Linked DNA regions of Homo sapiens: region 2 is linked to region 1. The links are chromatin loops, found by intact Hi-C in ENCODE. Cell type or tissue: A673. All regions are shown on one strand. Each heading gives the region's core, and the rest is flanking DNA. Links, peaks and the distances in the headings are about the cores only. Region 1 has its middle 11 kb from the start of MIR4452. Region 2 overlaps AFF1 (ALF transcription elongation factor 1).

Region 1 (17,580 bases), core at 6,944-9,443:
GTAGAAATATGGGAAAGTGTGTAGTGTATATTAGACAATGATTTGCAACATAGTTTAACTTACAGTATGTGTGGGGATAGTGCAGCAGGTAAAGTTGTTTTTTTTTATTTTTATTTTTTTGAGACAGGGTCTTGTCCTGTCACCCAGGCTGGAGTACAGTGGCTGGATCACAGCTCACTGCAGCCTCGACTTCCCAGACTCAAGCAATCTTCCCACCTCAACCTCCCAAGTAGCTGGGACTACAAGCATCGGCTACCATTCCTGGCTAAATTAATTAATTTATTTATTTACTGAGATAAGGTCTCCTTATGTTGCCCAGGCTGGTCTCGAACTCCTGGGTTCAAACAGTCTTTCTGCCTTGGCCTCCCAAAGTGCTGGGATTATAGGTGTGAGCCACTGTACCCAGCCTAGCAGCATGTAAAATTGATGAGTAGATTGGCATCTGATGTTAGGAGCATTGATGCTGAGGCTAGATTAACAATTAAAACTTTATTCCAAAAGTATTAACCCTTGAACTATTTTATTTATTAATTTTTTTGATAGGCTCTTGCTCTGTCACCCAGGCTGGAGTGCAGTGGCATGATCACAGCTCACTGTAGCCTCCACCTCCTGGGCTCAAACAATCTTCTTGGGGTTTCCCTATGTTGCCAAGGCTGGTCTTGAACGCTGGGGCCCAAGGGATCCTCCCGCCTTGGCTTCCCAAAGTACTAGAATTACAGACATGAGCCACCATGCCTGGCCCAACTCTTGAACTTTTTGAACAGGATAGTTATGCAATCAAAGTAGAAGTTAGAAGTAAGAGTCAATTTAGAAAGGATCGAGTGGGGATATTTACCAGAGATGGGAAAGCCTTTCAGGGGAGAACAGTAGTGATCCAAGAAGGAAGTGGTAAATGTCCAAATTAAGATGATAAAAATTAGAATAGGGAAAAATGAATGATCCAACAAGAATTGCAAAAGAAGAAACAGTTTATATTTCTTCCAACTAGATTGTCTGTTTTCTGGGAGCAAGTCCTCTGTCTGCTTCTTGTCTCCCCAATACACTGTACATTGCTTGACATAGAAAAGTGTTTTATAATGAATAAATAACCTCCTTAATTATCTGTTTCATCTACTTTCATATTGTCTGCTTTTAAGTAATTAAGTCTTAACAATTAGACTATTACTCAATCACCTTCTCTTCTCATTTCTCCCTCATATATATAGAGAGAGCCAGCACAGCTAATTTTTCATAAGAAACAGATCTCAATAACACCAGAATAGTTCTTCATTCACTGTAAATCAACAAGGGAAGCAAGAATGAACAGTTGATTGTAGATAAGAGGAAGGAGGTTTTGGAGAATTGCTCTCAGTAAGAAATGAAAGAGCTTTTGAAACTAGGTTCAAATAATGTCGAAAACACATGAGAGTCTGGACTATTAACACATTATAGAATAATTTTTTGAAATACTACCACTACTTCTAATAAGCATTATATTACTCACATTTTAGCATAAGAACTTATAATACACAGCAACTGACAGAGTCTTGCAGGACAGGGATCCCCATCCCCCAGGCCATGGATCATTATGGGTCCATGGCCTGTTAAGAACTGGGCTGGAGCATTACCACCTGAGCTCTGCCTCCTGTCACATCAGCAGTGGCATTAGATTCTCATAGGAGCATGAACCCTACTGTGAACGGTGCATGTGAGGAATCTAGGTTGTACACTCCTTAGGAGAATCCAATGCCTGATGGTCTGACATGAAATAGTTTCATTCCCCCTACTCCCGCATTCATGGAAAAAATTGTTTTCCACAAAACTGGTCCCTGGTGCCAAAAAGGTTGTGAACTGTTGACCTAGGAGATTGAACAGGGATTGTAATACATGTGAGCAGGATTTCCTATGCTTTGCTCTATTTCTGACATGGACTCTATAGTGGCAAACACGCTTCATTCCTTGCACAGCTCATTAAATATATTTCATCATGTCCTAGGACTGCACAGGAAAGAATCCATTAACTGTATGAAAATGATTTTAAGTCTCTTTATTTTGAACTGAGAATAATGTCCCAAGATTCCTATCCTGGGGTCAAAAAGGATTATTGCACAGTTTTTGCCTCTGTTTTGCAATGCTAAGTTTATAGCTTACTGCATCACTTAAATAAGGGAATTGCCAATGTATTACTACTTAACTACTTTAGATTAGCTGTTAGAGAGATAAGGGTGATGAATGGTGCTTAGCCCCAGTGGCGAAATTGACCTGGTTTCACGCTTTCAGATAGAACCAGCAGGTTTATCAACTACTCCCTAAAATAAATATTTGGGAGTATGTGACAAAGGAGTGTAACTAATTCTATACAAACCTTTAAACAAGAATTCCATTATAAGTTGCAATAAATATTGAAAGAAGATAGATCTCTTATTTGAAAACTGTCTTCTAAGGCAAATACAGCATATTTCCATTTTAAAAAGAAGAGATTATTTTGTAACATCCAACCTGTAGGGGCACACACTGGTAGACTTTGGAAAATACTGAAAATATCCACCAATTGAGGTTTGCTAACGAGTCTCACTCTGACTCTGAACCTTGGAGTAAATTATTTTTCTATATTGAAAAGTCTTGTCATTTTCGTTAAAGTGCGTTTGTATGTTTACATATAAAGTAATGTGTGTAAAATTTAACAACTTTAAGTTCACCATGATTTAATTTAGCAGAATTTTGAAGCAAAATGGTTACTGCTGAAATTAAATGATTAGTAATATTCTATTTTTATTTTATTTTTTGTCTTTACAATACAACATGATATTTAGTGATTAGTAATATCCTAAATTAAAAAAAATTGACTGGTTTTATAAGGAAGGTGAGTGACTATTTTCTTTTCTTTTTTTTTTTTTTGAGACAAAGTCTTGCTCTGTTGCCAGGCTGGAGTGCAGTGTTGCAATCTCGGCTCACTGCAATCTCTGCCTCCCAGGTTCAAGCGATTCTCCTGCCTCAGCCTCCCCAGTAGCTGGGATTACAGACACGTGCCACCACACCCAGCTAATTTTTGTATTTTTAGTAGAGACGGGGTTTCACCATGTTGGCCAGGATGGTCTCGATCTCTTGATCTCCTGACATAGTGATCCTACTGCCTTGGCCTCCCGAAGTGCTGGGATTAGAGGCATGAGCCACCACGCCTGGCCGGTGAGTGACTATTAAGACTAAAACAAAATATTTAAGTAGTATAGTTTGAAAACTGAAGGTATATTTTTGCCTTTCCTCTCTTCACCCTTTCCTGAAATGTAATCTTTGCATTGCATTTTATACAAATTATCCAAAATAGAGCAGGGGAAACAAGAGAGTTCATTGTGGAGAAAGAGAGACTATTTGCTGGTATTATTATTGAGTACAATTTAATAGAGTAAGGTATCATAAGAAAACCAAACAGCATAAGGAATCCAAGCTTGGAATAAATCTTAAAACAGAGATATCTCTCAATAGCATCTTCACCTAGACAAGGCAAATTAAACATAATTTTTTAAATTATAGGATTTTTAGATTTTTTTTTTTTGGAAAGATAGCCTTATCTCCTCCAAAAAAGTTGCTAGTCACGTAGGGTATAGAACAGCAAAACCGTTGGATTTGGTTAAACCTAAACATAAATTTTTGGGGATGTCTCAAGAAGAAAAGGAAAAATAATGTATATTATTTTTCATTTTGCTTCAGTAGCAGACATTTGCCATTGAACTCCAATGGAAAAAAATATGCAAGTTTACTTTAGCCATTAACATGAGGTATAATGCAATAGCAGAGAAACTAGTTGTAACTGGATTTATAGCAGGTCTTCAGTTCACAAAGAACACAAGCCTGAACAAGCCATCATGAGTCACTTAATGAGGTGGTATCATAATAATATTACCATCAAGATTTCTAGGTGAATGGCTTCCGTGGACCCTAGAATGTCCCCATGAATGATCTGATACAGCATGCTACACATTTCTGGAAAGTTTTTTTTTTTTTTCCTGAAAGTTTTATATCTAATTGCAAGTAATGCATACTCTAATTTCTTCAGGGTACCAACCTGTACATTTAGTTGCAACATGTCAAAATTATGTCAAAAATTCATTTTGTAGCAAAGAAGAAAGCAATAAAATAAATTCTCAAAGAGGCAATATAAACTTCTCAGAGTGAAAAAGTAATTCAACTTAGCAATGTTGCTAAACAAGAAACATTTTCTGTTGAGAATGTTGAAACATTGATACTGATAGGAAAGAGAAATGAAGACGCCAACAACATGTTTATCTGTGAGCCGTTTTGAAGCTCACACTAAATGTGTCTCTGATTTATTCTACGTCATTGGGCAAATCTCATACTAATCTCTTTTTGTCTCCATTTCCTCAACTATAAAGAGGGAATAATAATACCAACCTGCCTCAGAGGGGTGTGGTGAGAATTAATTAAGGCCCATAAAGAGTTTCGAAGGCCAAAGATGAAAGACAGCATACTAAGTACAAAGCCTCGTCTTTAGCACTGAATTTGATGGAATATAAAAACTTGTCTATTGATGGAAAATTTCTCAAACATCAAATAAGAATATACTTTCTTGAATTTATGTGACTTAAATTTATGAATTTGTTCATAAATGTGTTTTATTTAGGTATCCTATATTTAATTTTTCAGCCTGGGCTAATAGAAGAGAACACTAATTTGAAAATTAAAATTATGGCCAGTTAAAATTGAAAATATGTATTTTTAATTTACTTTTTGTTTCACCTCTGTATGTATTAGTAAACTAATTAGGTGTTTGTTGCAGAAGAATGACAGACTAGAATTGCTTCTTGGGGGTACATAAAAGAATAAACCATTTAATTTCTTGCAACCATTTAGCATCAATATACCAATGATTCAGTTTAGAATAAAGATATTATTAACTTCTACCTAAGTCAGGGCACTAAATGTGGGAAAGTATGTTTCTCTAAACTACCTGAATTTAGGAGCCAACAGAAGGAGTGTATATAAAAACAGAAATTTCATTTTCAGAAATATGACTCCTGTTGCACTCCCAATGGCATACGGAGTTTCTTGAGTGCTAACTGACTAATATGAAAACAGAAAATATTATGATGAGTCAGTCACCTCTACACTCTATATTAGGAAAAAATATTAGTTGCCTACTTTTGGCTGAAACTAAACAGTATTTTGGTGTCATTAAATACAACATCTAGTGCTGAGGAAATGAACAATTTACCCTTCAAAATATTATTAAATTTATCAGTAATTTGTAAATGATTACAACTAGAGCCAGTAAGATTCTTGATATATTATTTCCTAATTGATTGCTCAGTTGGACAAAATCTTGGATGACATAAATTAACAATGAAACTGTTGTGCCTTAGAGTTCTACTTTTCTTAGATTTTAAAAAAATACACTAGTTTTTAGTGACAGTCAGTAGTCTTTCCTTATGTCAGTACATGGGAACAATTCATTACTGATGTTTATTTTGCCTTGGGTTGGGCTGTAAAAGTACTCTATAATAACATAACTTGGGAGGTTGTTATTTTATTATATCTTACACTGGTTGTGGTCAAGAAAAAGAGACTGGAAAACAGGAAGTAATATATCTTTACAACATTTACCATTGCCATTTAACAAAAGATTTAGTTTCACTTCAGTTAGAATTTCACTAATGGTCCACTTCATATTTCTTTTTTACTCATTTTTTTTTAATCCCAAATTTTGAATGTAAACATTAAATGTCAAGATTGATAGCCATGGAATTAACCAGCTTAATTTTGGTTAGAAGATGAATGATTCACTGCTTTCTTGTCTGAAGAGTAGGAAGAGCATTGTATTTAAAATGGCTCTGTCCCAGAGGGCAAATCTTATGGGTTTCACTGCCCAGCCCACTCAGAAAAATAAAACTTGGGGAAGTTACAACAGAATATAAACTGAGCATGGAATTGTAAGGACATCTTAGAACCTGTTTTCTTGCCAGTGCTATAAAAATGGTTCTCATTTTTCACATTATTAAATTTAAAATTTTAAACATTTTAAGATTCTAGGAGATACTTTCCAGGTTATCATTTGGTTTAGTTACCCTTTTTCATCTAAGACTCGAAAGGGCTCCACGAATAAATAAACATATTTTTCCTTTGCTCAGCATTTAATTCTTTTTGCAATCACAGCTCTGTATTGTGTGAAACAAAAATATTTCTCTTTTCTCTGGTATTTGTTTTATGTATTATTTCTTTTAGTTGACAGAAATAAACTGTTTTCTTCCCAGTGAGTGAATCAGCAATTAGTTTGCAGGTTCCTCTGCCTCAATATGATCTAAAAACATTTCTCTATTTGTGCTAAATATTACATAAAGGTAATTTTTAAAATTCTTTTAGGTGCACATGTGTTATATTTTCTTATGTCAAACAATAAATGAGTAAGGCTTATTATGATATCTAGAATTTTGTAAAAAAAATAAAGCATTTCATTTAATAAAATTCAACAAAGATGTATTCAGAATGTTTTACCTGTGAAGGAGGAGAGATGAATATGAATAAAAGTTCTTTGTCCTCAGGGAATTTGATTTACTAGGGTACCTGATATAGATAACTCATATTTTCTCAAATTTCATCAACCTATGGATACAGAACAGGTTCCATTAAATTAAAAACATATATTACATTGCTAGCATGAATTGTTCCCATCCTTCTTCAGGAATTGTTTATAGCCCCTCATTTCCCACCTATTTCTGAAACGGCACAGGAGGTGTTTGGTCAGTTTGATTAAATGACCAGATAAAATGCAATGGACTGTAAAATGTTATGGCTCAAACCATTGAAATTCATACTCTAAACAGATTATAATCTTACTAGCTAAAAGTCATTCATGAGGATCTTCAAATTAAACCACTTTATTAATGAGCTTCCTGATATTATAAGGAATGGTGTGGATGGTAATATATTTATATCTAGTCAAATGGTCACATTCTTTATTTTCCTGACTCTGAGGGATGCAAGAACAAATCATAGGTGCTCCTCAACCTTAATTTATCTAATTGTTTCAATATTCTCCTTTACCCAACTTCTTACACTTTTAATAAGGAACAAATTTAAAGTTGTTTTCTTTCCTATGCTATAGCTCATTATATTTATTTAAATAACCAAAATAAAGATAGTCAAGGAAAGAAAGATTCAAATAATAAAATGTGTATACTATACAATATACAAAACATGCAGAATACCAGCATTTGGTTGCTCAAGAATTTATTTCAGGCTAAAGCATCCAGTGAATCTTGACTTGATATAAGAAAGTAAGTTATTCAGCCAATAAGCATTTATTCAACCATATTCAAGACATTCTGCTAGGCACCCCAAATAAAAAAACCTATAATCCCTACTTTCCTTTTTTTTGAGATGGAGTCTCAACTCTGTCACCCAGGCTAGAGTGCAGTGGTGCGATCTTGGCTTACTGCAACCTCCGCCTCCTAGGTTCAAGCAATTCTCCTGCCTCAGCCTCCAGAGTAGCTGGGACTACAGGCACCGGCCACCGCGCCCGGCTAATTTTTGAGTTTTTAGTAGAGACAGGGTTTCACCATATTGGTCAGCCTGGTCTTGAACTCCTGACCTCGTGATCCACCCACCTCGGCCTCCCAAAGTGCTAGGATTACAGGCATGAGCCACCGTGCCCGGCAGATCCCTACTTTTAAGGAACTTAGTTTAATGGAAAAGGCAAACACATGAATAAACAAATTGAATACACAGAAATAAGCACTATTGTCCAGTCTAGGAAAATTAGGGATGGCTTGACAGAGAAGATGAACTTTGGATAGTCTAGAAGACAGAATGAGAATTTGTTATATACAGAAGAGGAAGAAAGGGCATCTGAAGAAAAGAAGACAAAATTTGCAAAGGCATAGAGTTTTGAAAAGATATATGAGAAGTTCATTGTGGTTTGGAGCTTAGGGCTGTGGTGGGGAGTGGAAGGAAATGAAATTGGAACACTAAATTGGGGTTACATCATGAAGGGCATTGTGCCCATACAAAAGAGCTTGGCTTTTATAGGGCAGCTAGTGGAAAATCAGGGGAAATTGTTAAATAAAGGGGAGGGTGTAATCATATTTGTTTGGTAAGAAAATAATGATGTTAGGAATGTAAAAGATGGATTATAGGAGAGATTGATGGGGGAGGGACCAGATAGGACAATGTGGCAATAATCTAGGACAGAAATCGTAAGAGCCTGAATTGAATTAGTGGCTGAGGAAATAGGGAAGAATGGTCAGATTTTTTATATATTTCTGAAATAAAATTGACACAATTTGGGTGTGGGTGGTAAGAGGGACACTCCAGATGAATTTTTTACTTGGGAAACTTGAGGATGTTGATTCCATTAACCTTGATGGGAAAGTTGGGAATATTTAGGAGTATAATTACTCCAGTCTTCTTTTTTAAAAAATGTATTAGGTTCAAGTGCCCTTGTGATAGCCAAATTAACTAGCATTTGAAAAAGCTGGTCTGGAACTTGAAGATAGGTTAGAATTGGAGATACAGTCTTGGGAACTATAAGCAGTAGCTTTTAGAATATGAATGAAATAATATATCTAAAAATGTAAAACGAACATACCACCAAGGATGAAACCCTGGAAGAATCAGCATTTAAGAGTGTCCCTTATTTATTTTCAACCCATGCCTCATTTTGAAAATATAAAAATCTCAGCCCACCTATAATCATGTCAGTTCAAATCTTTCCCGTTAAAGGCCCATGACTACCCCCTCGTCCTGCCTTCTCCTCCCCTTTCTGTCTTTTAAGAATTTCTGTCACTGGACATGGTGGAATGTGCCTGTAATCCTAGGTACTTGGGAGGCTGAGGTAAGAGAATCTCTTGAGCCTAGGAGTTTGAAGCCAGCCTGGGCAACATAATAAGACTCTGTCTCTTAATAATAAAAAAAAATTCTAAAAAAAAAAAAATTAAGAAGTGGTCTGAAGAGAAGGAACTATTAAAGAAAACTGTGGGGCACTTAGAGAAGTAGAAGGAAAATAAGGGGTAGATGACATCCTGGAAAACAAGGTCATGTTAACATCACATCACTACCCCAAACCCTGACCAAATCCTACAAATTGAATGTAGGCACTTCCCCTCCTCACAGAACTGGGTAGAATGGGTGACTTGGATGTCTGTACTCAACAGAGCATCCAAGTTTGAGTCCTTCACCTCCCTTAAGTTCCCCCAGCATACCTGAAAGTGCACACGTAGCTTTTGTTCCCCCTTGGGGACAGGGAGACCCTGACCCCACCTTCCTCTTTTAAGCAGCTGGGATAAGGGCAAAAGCAATGGTGGGAGGAATCTGGGGCTATGTAAGGAGAGAGTGGCTTCATGTCAGTAAGCAAAGCATATTTTCTTTCCAGTTTGAGTGACCCAGAGGCTGTTCATGGTACAACCAAAACTAATTTTCAAAGTTTTCAGATGATCCAAGCCCTCTCTCAGCTTTGTGGGCTCTTTTATCCTTTCTCCTCCCTTCCAGAGGAGAGTGAACAACAACTAAAACACCATTTAGATTATTTATTTCAATCTTATCTCTTGCTGCTCAGACTCTAGACATTCATGAACAGGTAGAGCAGTGGGAGACCCTCACACTTCCTAAATGCCCTTGCCTACCACTACTAGGTATTTACTACTAGGTAAATACTTCCCTGGGGAGTCTTCTCATAAATTCTAACTCAGTTCTTAGGATCCCTTATTCTTTCTCTTTCAAAAAGCCATGTCTGTCAGCATCCTATTTTTGTTGAAAAAAGTTTTCAAGTAAGCTGCCACGGTTTTATGGATGCCGGCAGAAGACATGAAGACTCCTGGGTCAGAGTAAAAAGACTTAATTACTCATAGGACAACAGGCAGCATGAACTTCGTGTTCATACCGTTCATGCCCCTACAAGTCTCATGGATGTGATGTGTGGAAGCCCGGGTGAAAGCTGCACGTGCAGTGGGTTAGTATCACTGCTGAGGGACCCTGAGCATAGGAAACCTTAATAAATTATCGGGGAGCTGCAAGCAAACCTATCTAAACTTTGCCTTGGAGGGAAACATTATCTTAATTATACTGGGCAGCAAACAAACCTGCCCTCTGCTCTAAAAAGAGACACTCTCTTTTTCCAAAATTGTTCTCTATAAAAATATCCTTGAAAAAATAATCCAGAAAAAAAGCTAGTACTTCTCACACAATGTGCAGAAATGCAAGAGACCCACAGAGGATTGTCTCCCCACAAGTAGGTTCTGCATATTCTTTCCTTTTTATTTTATTCTATTCCTTCCTTCCTTCCTTCCTTCCTTCCTTCCTTCCTTCCTTCCTTCCTTCCTTCCTTTCCTTCCCTCCCTCCCTCCCTCCCTCCCTCCCTCCCTCCCTCCTTCCTTCCTTCCTTCCTTCCTTCCTTCCTTCCTCTCTTTGAGACAGGGTCTCACTCTGTTGCCTGGGCTGGACTACAGTGGTGCAGTCTTGGCTCACTGCAGCCTGCACCTCCTGGGCTCAAGCAGTCCTCCCACCTTAGCCTCCTGAGTAGCTCAGACTACAGGGATGCACCTCCACGCCTGGCTAATTTTGTTTATTTTTTGTAAAGACGAGGTCTTTCTATGTTGCCCAGGCTGTTCTTGAATTCCTGAGCTCAAGAGATCCTCCCGCCTCGGCCTCCCAAAGTGCTGGGATTACAGGCATGAGTTACCATGCCTGACCTCTTTCTCCCTGTCTTAACTGGCCCCCCTTTTATATTTTTTATTTTCTCATCTTTGTTTCTTTTTAAAATATAATTTAATCCATTCAAATTATTTTTAATAATAGGCATTCTCTAATGAAAAAAATCAGCAGAAATAAATATCTACCTTTAATCCTATGAAAATAAAATTCAGGTTCAAACTGTTATGGCAACAAATAGTTGCAAGAAAATATTTAGGAAAAAGAAAACTCATGGCTGGGTGCAGTGGCTTACGCCTGTAATCCCAGCACTTTGGGAGGCTGAGGCAGGTGGATCACTTGAGGTCAGGTATTCGAGACCAGCCTGGCCAGCATGGGGAAACCTTGTCTCTACTAAAAATACAAAAATTAGCCAGGTGTGGTGGTGCCCTCCTGTGATTCCAGCTACTGGAGAGGCTGCGGCAGGAGAATCACTTGAACCTGGGAGGTGGAGGTTGCATGAGCCAAGATCGCAGCACTGCACTCCAGCCTGGGTGATAGAGTGAGACTCCATCTCAAAAAGAAAGAAAGAGAGAAAGAGAGACAGAGAGAGAGAGAGAGAGAAAGAAAGAGAGAAGAAGGAAGGAAAGAAGGAAGGAAGGAAGGAAGGAAAGATGGAAGGAAGAAAACAAGGAAGGAAGTAAACTCATGTTATTCTTTGAAGAGTATACTTTATCAGCTTTAATGAAAATTGTAAATTAGGAATGATCTTGACAAAATTTTACTCACTGGTTATGCTTAGTTAAAATTAAGCATTGAGTAAAGGCAGTTCCTAAAATCACAGCCAAAATTCTTTCATCTCATTTTGCCTAGTTTCATTGGCAAAAAGCAAAACAAAATTTTAAAACTTGACATTACTGCATTCAGCATATGATGTGATCATTAAATAGTGGAAAACACACATTTCTTTAAAGTAATGTAAATGAAGTGGTTTCATTTGAGGGGCTAACACATATACATATGCAGTTTGGTTAACTACCCATCCTTTTTACTATAAATATTAGAAGAGTGAGGTCAGACTCTACAAATTGCCACAAATCTTGATGTCTGTAATGCACTATGGGTGGCATTATTGTGTTCACAGAGTTCTTCTTTAATTTCAGGCAAACAGGATGATTTTACTTATCTGTCTCCTTGAAGTTAGACTAGCTTTAGCTCATGAAATGTGTGCCCAAGTGATGTACGTCACTTTCAGAAGAATGCATTTATTACCAATGTTCAATTGCCCAGCCTATTCTTCCCCTGCCAGGGTACTTGTGGAAGCATGTGCTGATGAGGAGGTGCCATAATACCAAAATAGCCTAGAAGGTGGACCAACACACGGAGGAATATGAGCCTCAAGGGACTTTATGTGAACAAGAATTAAATTTTGGTTAAGCCCATGACATTTGGAGGTTTTTGTGTGTGTGTATTTTGTATTTACTTATTTATTTGTTTTGAGACAGAGTCTTGCTGTGTTGCCCAGGCTGGGGTGCAATGGCATGATCTTGGCTCACTGCAACCTCTGCCTCCCAGGTTCAAGTGATTCTCCTGCCTCAGCCTCCCTCCCGAGTAGCTGGGATTTCAGGTATGCACCACCACACCTGGCTAATTTTTGTATTTTTAGTAGAGACGGCATTTCAACATGTTTCCCAGGCTGGTCTCCAGCTCTTAACCTCAAGTGATCTGCCTTCCTCAGCCCCACAAAGTGCTGGGATTACAGGCGTAAGCCACTGTGCCTGGCCTGGAGTTTTTTTTTTTTTTTTTTTTTTTTTTTTTTTTTTTTTAACTGAAGCTCTGCTTAGCCCTTCTGATTAATATAATGCTGCTGCAGCTTTTTAATTGTTGCAAACTGAATGCCAAATTAGCCCTGTGGATCTAGCACACCAAAAATATACAACGGTTCATTGTCATACTTTAAGGGCGTTGAATCTCCCTGTGAGATCCAGATTCCTCGGGGAGTATGGCTAGTAGTTCTATATGTATGTGCTTCCATGTCCTGAATGAAGTAGTTCACTCTTGGGTATAAGCCCTGAAGGTTTGAGATAAAGATGTCTCTTAGTATAAATTTGCATGGAGAAGTTTCTTGTCTTTGAAGCAGATGGTAAATCTATACACCTGGAAGTCATGGTTACTTGAAAGCTATCCTTGAAAGGTATTGATACATAACAACTTACAGATCACTTGTAAGATTTATTTTCTGGCCTGAAAAATTCCTAGAAACCTGACTTTTAAGGTATAATGTGACTTATGTTGTCTTTCTCCTCTCCTCTCCTTTCTTCCCTTATTGTTTTGTTTGTTTGTTTGTTTATTCTTAGAAACAGGGCCTTGTGCTGTCACCCAGGCTGGAGTACAATGGCACAATCATAGCTCACTATAACCTCAAACTCCTGGACTCAAGGGATCCTCACACCTCGGCCTCCTTAAAGTGTTGGGATTAAAGGCATGAGCCACCGTGCCTGGTCTAACATGCTCTTCATTAATAGGAAAGTATATCTAGGGAAATTATTTTGTTTCAATAAACAGCCTGTTTATAAAGTCTACAGTAGTGTACAGTAATGCCCTAAGCCTTCACATTTAGTCACCACTCACTCACTGACTCACTCAGAGCAACTTCCAGTCCTGTAAGCTCCATTCATGGTAAGTGCCCAATATAGGTATACCCTTTCTTATCTTTTTATATGGTGTTTTTACTGTATCTTTTCTATGTTTAGATACACAAATACCATTGTGTTACAATTCCCTACCATATTCAGTACAATAACATACTGTGCAGGTTTGTAGTGTAGGAGCAATGGACTATACCATACAGCCTAGTTGTATAGTGGGTTATACCATTTAGATTTGTGTAAGTACTCTCTATGATGTTCAGACAAGGACAAAATTGTCTTAACAATGCATTTGGAAGGATATATCCCTGTCCTTAAGTGATGCCGGACTGTATTTTGAATACTTTATTTTTAATAATTGAAACTTTGGATAATTTCTATCACGATGATAAGATATGGTTAAAATTACAGTTTTTATTTTTACTTGATGTTTAATAATATATAAGCTTTTATATTTTACATATATTAAATATTTTTACTGGCTTTTTAAAATTAAAATACTGCATTAATATTGGTATTTTAGTATTCCATGAAATAAACAGTGAATTATCAGTAATATTTTCATTTTGCTCTAGAATGGGAATCACTAAATCATAACAGTGAAAACGTATATTTAGTCGGGCCTTACAGTGTTACAAAAATATAAAGTCATTTTAAAGGAACCAAAATCTATTCAGAATGTGTTTAGTCTTTCCATATCACAGAGCTATACGAGATGTCCTTCTAAGCTGTCTTATTGTTCATAGTGTGCAAGTTGTGGTCTAGTGGAATCTCAAAATCACCAGGGTCAGAGTGGCACTGAGAGTACCTGCATTAGTCTGTTCTCACACTGCTATGAAGAAACACCTGAGCCAAAGTATATAAAGAAAAGAGGTTTAATTGGCTCATGGTTCCATGGGCTATACAGGAAGCATGATGGCCTTTACTAACTTTCAATCATGGTGGAAGGCAAAGGGGAACCTATCACTAGGAGGATGGTGATAAACCATTAGAAACCAACCCAATGATCCAGTCACCTCCCACCAGACCCCACCTCCAGCCCTGGAGATTATAATTCAACATGAAATTTAGTGGGGACAGAGATCCAAACCATAGCAGTTATCTACTATTGTGTCCGGAATTGGTGGGTTCTTGGTCTCACTGACTTCAGGAATGAAGCTGTGGACCCTCGTGGTGAGTGTTACAGTTCTTAAAGGTGGCATGTCCGGAGTTTGTTCGTTCTGATGTTCGGATGTGTTTGGAGTTTCTTCCTTCTGGTGGGGTTCGCGGTCTCGCTGGCTCAGGAGTGAAACTGCGGACCTTTGTGGTGAGTGTTACAGCTCTTAAGGCAGCGCGTCTGGAGTTGTTTGTTCCTCCCGGTGGGTTCGTGGTCTCGCTGGCTTCAGGAGTGAAGCTGCAGACCTTCGCGGTGAGTGTTACAGCTCATAAAAGCAGTGTGGACCCAAGCAGTGAGCAGCAGCAAGATTTATTGCAAAGAGTGAAAGAACCAAGATTCCACAGTGTGGAAGGGGACCTGAGCGGGTTGCCACTGCTGGATCAGGCAGCCTGCTTTTATTCTCTTGTCTGGCTCCACCCACATCCTGCTGATTGGTAGAGCCGAGTGGTCTGTTTTGACAGGGCGCTGATTGGTGCGTTTACAATCCCTGAGCTAGACATAAAGGTTCTCTAAGGCCCCACCAGAGTAGCTAAATACAGAGTGTCGATTGGTGCATTCACAAACCCTGAGCTAGACACAGGGTGCTGATTGGTGTGTTTACAAACCTTGAGCTAGATACAGAGTGCTGATTGGTGTATTTACAATCCCTTAGCTAGATATAAAGGTTCTCCACATCCCCACTAGACTCAGGAGCCCAGCTGGCTTCACCCAGTGGATCCTGAATGGAGGCTGCAGGTGGAGCTCCCTGCCTGCCGCCGGCATTCCTCAGCCCTTGGGTGGTCAATGGGACTGGGTGCTGTGGAGCAGGGGGCGGCGCTCTTAGGGGAGGCTCCGCGGCACAGGAGCCCAGGGAGCGCGGGGGAGGCTCAGGCATGGCGGGCTGCAGGTCCTGAGCCCTGCCCTGCGGGAAGGCAACTAAGGCCCGGCGAGAAATTTTGAGCACAGCAGTTGCTGGCCCAGGTGCTAAACCCCTCACTGCCCCGGGCGGTGGGGCCGGCCGACTGCTGGGAGTGCGGGTCCGCAGAGCCCACGCCCACCCGGAACTCGCGCAGTCCTGGTTCCCCCCAGCGCCTCTCCCTCCACACCTCCTGGCAAGCTGAGGGAGCCGGCTCCGGCCTTGGCCAGCCCAGAAAGGGGATCCCACAGTGCAGGGCGGGCTGAAGGGCTCCTCAGGTGCCGCCAAAGTGGGAACCCAGGCAGGGGAGGCGCCGAGAGGAAGCGAGGGCTGTGAGAACTGCCAGCAAGCTGTCACCTCTCACTATCACTCATAGAAAAGCAGAGGATAACTAGTCTTCTGACTCCAATAATCAGCCTTTCCCTTTAGCACTTTTTTTTTGTTTGTTTTTAGACGGAGTCTCGCTCTGTCGCCCAGGCTGGAGTGCAGTGGCGCAATCTCGGCTGCAAGCTCCACCTTCCGGGTTCACACGGTTCTCCTGCCTCAGCCTCCCGAGTAACTGGGACTACAGGTGCCCGCCACCACGCCCAGCTAATTTTTTGTATATTTAGTAGAGATGGGGTTTCACTGTGTTAGCCAGGATGGTCTAGATCTCCTGACCTCGTGATCCACCCGCCTCGGCCTCCCAAAGTGCTGGGATTAACAGGCATGAGCCACCCCGCCCAGCCCCTTTTGAACTTTTACAGTGAGAGTTTACATCTGGGATTTTCCCCTCCAAGCACTGCATGGAACCCATTCAAATCTGGTCTTAATTTTGGAGTAGGGCTGGCCTCATGGGCATATGACTTGTGCAGTCACATAGGACCTATACTCAGAAGGGCCCCTTGCTTGGTTTAATGCCATTTTTGCCACCTTGAAATTCTTTCTTCTTTTTTTTTTTTTTTTAGAAGGAGTTTCGCTCTTGTCCCCCAGGCTGGAGTGCAGTAGCGCGATCTCGTCTCACTGCAACCTCCGCTTCCCAGGTTCAAGCAATTCTCCTGCCTCAGCCTCCTGAGTAGTTGGGATTACAGGCTCACGCCACCATGTCCGGCTAATTTTTTTTTTTTTTGTATTTTTAGTAGAGACAGGGTTTTGCCATGTTGGCCAGGCTTGTCTCGAACTCCTAACCTCAGGTGATCTGCCCGTCTCAGCCTCCTAAATTGCTGGGATTACAGGCGTGAGCCACCGCACCCAGCCGCCATCTTGAAATTCTTAGTAATTTTTTATTTTTTATTTTTGGAGACAAGAGTCTCGCTCTGTTGTCCAGACTGGAGTGCAATGGCGCCATCTCGGCTTACTGCAGCCTCTGCCTCCCAGGTTCAATAGATTCTTCTGCCTCAGCCTCCCAAGTAGCTGGGACTATAGGCACCCAACACCACACCCGGCTAAATTTTTTGTTGCCCAGGCTGGTCTTGAACTCCTGAGCTCAGGCAGTCCGCCCGCCTCGGCCTCCCAAAGTGCTGGGATTACAGGCGTGAGCCACCGCACCTGGCCCTTAGTAATTTTTGAACAAGGAGCCCTGCATTTTTATTTTGGACTGAGCCCTCAAAATTCTGTAGCCAATGTTGTTGCAGTGGTTTGCTTTAACAATATCAGGAAGAATGATACGTATGTGTAATGCATGGCTAATTTTTTAAAATGTGAGATTCGTGCTTATTCCACTTGGATATATTTAGGCACTAAGACAAAATGTCCCTGGTCAGAGTTGAAGCTACACCAGTATTTGAAGTGCTAAAATGTATTCCTTCTTTCCATTAACACCTCTCTTCTCCTTCCTGTCCATTAAGATCTTTATGCTGCTTCCTGGACTTCTCTCAGCCCCTCTCCCCGATGTCCCACCATTTGCCCACCATGAAAAATACAATACACATGTATATTGTTCATTTACACACAATGCTATCAATACATGCCCCTTTTCCATTTCCTGCATTGTGCCATTGGAAAGCAACCTCAGAAGCTATTTTAGTAATTCTTCTGAGGTCTTTTCGTCACGGCCTTCACCACCATGGAAATGGTGTGGATTTTTGAGAAAGTTCTCAGAAGAGAGCACACCTGCCTCAGGCTTCCCCCATCCTCACTAAAATGCCGTCTTTATTCTGTCTTACCAAAGATCCTCTCCCCGCCACGGATGAGGGGAAAGAAAGCAATGACAAAAAAGAGAAAGTATCACATTTTTTCATGCGCTCATTCTTCAGACTCAACCCTTTAACCTGATACATTGATTTTAC
Region 2 (2,500 bases), core at 1-2,500, 410 kb before region 1:
CCGAGTAGCTGGGACTATAGGCACCCGCCCCGGCGCCCAGCTCATTTTTTGTATTGTTAGTAGAGACGGGGTTTCACCGTGTTAGCCAGGATGGTCTCGATCTCCCGACCTCGTGATCCGCCTGCCTCGGCCTCCCTAAGTGCTGGGATTACAGGCGTGAGCCACCACGCCGGGCCTATCTTACCCTTTTTTTTTTTAACAACTATTTCATTTCTATTTTGTAGGTACATCATAACATAGAATCTAATCCCCTATTGATAAACCGATTCAACTGTTTTTTGTTTTGTTCTGTTTTTGAGATGGAAGCTCGCTCTGTTGCCCAGGCTGGAGTGCAGTGGCACAATCTCAGCTCACTGCAACCTCTGCCTCCTGGGTTCAAGCAATTCTCCTGCCTCAGCCTCCTGAGTAGCTGGGACTACAGGCACGTGCCACCACGCCAAGCTAATTTTTTGTGTTTTTAGTAGAGACAAGGTTTCACCATGTTAGCCAGGATGGGTCTTGATCTCCTGACCTCATGATCCGCCTGCCTCAGCCTCCCAAAGTGCTGGGATTACAGGCGTGAGCCACCACGCCTGGACTCAACTGTCTTTCATTTGAAAAGAAAAAAAGTCTCAAGCCAAATGCACCCTCTGGTCAAGACAGGATGTCACCTACACATCCTGAACTGAGCAGAAGCTGATGCAGATTCCTGAAGGAACAAGGAGGCGCTCCGTGGAGAGGCTACCACGTGAGACCTAAGACCAATGAACACAATCTTCTGCTCCTACAAAATGGCCCCTTCTCTCTCCTTTTTTCTTCACAATCCAGCAAGCAATTACAAAACTAGAGATGACTCTGGGGCCCACTGTGCCATCTCACTCTGTCATCTTCTGCTCCTTTTTTCCCTTATGAAAGATGAATTATCCCAACCCAGCACCAACCCCCCACATGGGCTGAGAAAAGTGACACCTGTTGATTCTCCTTCACCCATGTGTTATGCAAAAGATATCCAAGAAGGGTCCCCCTGAGACCCTCCAATGGCAGACTTTATTTCCTGAGCTGCCTTCGTGATTTATATAGCAGTTTCTCCCCCTCTTCCGTCCCCAGCAGTGATCCCAGAACAGGATGTTGCTCATAAATCTTTTCCCTCAGCTTACCTACCACCCACTGACCAGCTTATTTTTACAAGAGTTGCTATTTCCCATACTCCTTCAGTGTAAGACCCCTATGTAAGGTCACAGGAGTTTTGTTCTTGAGGTCCTTGCCCAGCATAAAAATAGGGCACAGTCGAAATATCATACTTCTGCCATTGTGAATACTGAAAACTGTACGAACGTCTATGAAGGAACGTCAATGTTATTTTCAAAACTACATCCTAAATCCAGGGAGACAAAAAGCAGGCAAATCACTAAGAAGACATAACCATTTCTTGGTGGCAGAGGCCAATAATCATTCTTCTATAAATTATTTAATGTATTAATTGATTGAATTTCTACTGTGTCTGCTAGCTCATAATCAGCTGTCCAATGACAGAATCTTGTAAGGAAGATAAAAACAAAAACAATTTAAATGCCATAATAAAAGGTTGTATCTTTGAGAAATGGGAGACCATTACTGCCTGAGGGTAAGAGAGGAGGTTTCACGGAAGAGGTGACTGAATCCACAGTTTAACAGCATTTGATGTTCTGAACCTCTTCTCCCCACCTGCTCTTCCCTTGGCCAAGAGAGCACTCTCCTGGGTTTTGTCAGCTTCTTTATCAGCTCCATCTCAACCTCCTTACTAAGCCTTCTCTGCTACTTAGTTCCCACTAAGTTGCTACGTAGTTCAAGTTCCTGAGCACTCTCATCTGTTGGGAAATCTCATGCACAACTGTGATTCATTTTCTACTGAATAAATTGTGTCTTAAGCCCAGACCTTCCCCAATGAACTCTAGACTTAGAGAACCAATTGCCCACTTAACATCTCCACTTGCCAGGATTTTCACAGGCATTTCAAACCTGGACTACTCAAAAAGGAACTTGTACCACTCTCAGTCTTTCCCATCTTTCAGCATCTCCCAGTGACAAAACCAATGATTAAGAATTGTTCTTGAGTCTTCTGTTTCATGCATCCAACCTACCTATCTTTTCTCATTGTTTACAAAAAAAAAAAAATCATCCAGAGCCCACTGGATTCTCTTCAGCTCTCCCATGCACTACTTACTTCATATCCCCACAATGGGTTGCTTTGCTTCTGCTCCTGCCCATGTCCCACTAAACTCCATTCTCCATTTGACAAGCGACCTTTTAAAATCATATTAAACCACTAACATATTTAAAATAGTTTGATGGCTTCCCATTACCCTAAATACATGGTCAAATTTCTTAGCATGGCTCACCAGATCACTTCCTGACCTGGTGCTCTCTGCTCCAGCTACAGTGAACTTCATTCAGTTCCTCAAAAGGGCCCTACGGTTTACTTCTGTTTTGTTTTTTCTTTTCGCCCAAGTCTTCACAAGTATGGTTCCTTTATCTGGAACAC

What was found. A loop is a pair of places that touch in the nucleus more often than their neighbours do. Peaks named below come from ENCODE experiments on the same cell type or tissue, not always from the same donor. Only the 100,000 strongest peaks of a DNase experiment are listed, where the experiment ranks them.
Region 2: it touches region 1 in a loop (6-fold over the local background); 1 of 110 quality-filtered maps calls a loop at or near these places.

The regions. Positions count from the first base shown.
Region 1 is chr4:86,545,235-86,562,814 of GRCh38, reverse strand. It overlaps a transcript of MAPK10 not described here. Among named protein-coding and RNA genes, the nearest start is that of MIR4452, 11 kb to the right of the region's middle. RefSeq lists an enhancer at 14,949-15,449. In A673, for the core only: no CTCF peak of the experiment used is centred there; a DNase peak (open chromatin) is centred at 8,024; H3K27ac peaks cover 2,500 bases.
Region 2 is chr4:86,967,275-86,969,774 of GRCh38, reverse strand. All of the region lies in intron 2 of AFF1 (ALF transcription elongation factor 1), which reads right to left. Among named protein-coding and RNA genes, the nearest start is that of AFF1, 34 kb to the right of the region's middle. In A673, for the core only: no CTCF peak of the experiment used is centred there; DNase peaks (open chromatin) are centred at 984 and 1,834; H3K27ac peaks cover 2,500 bases.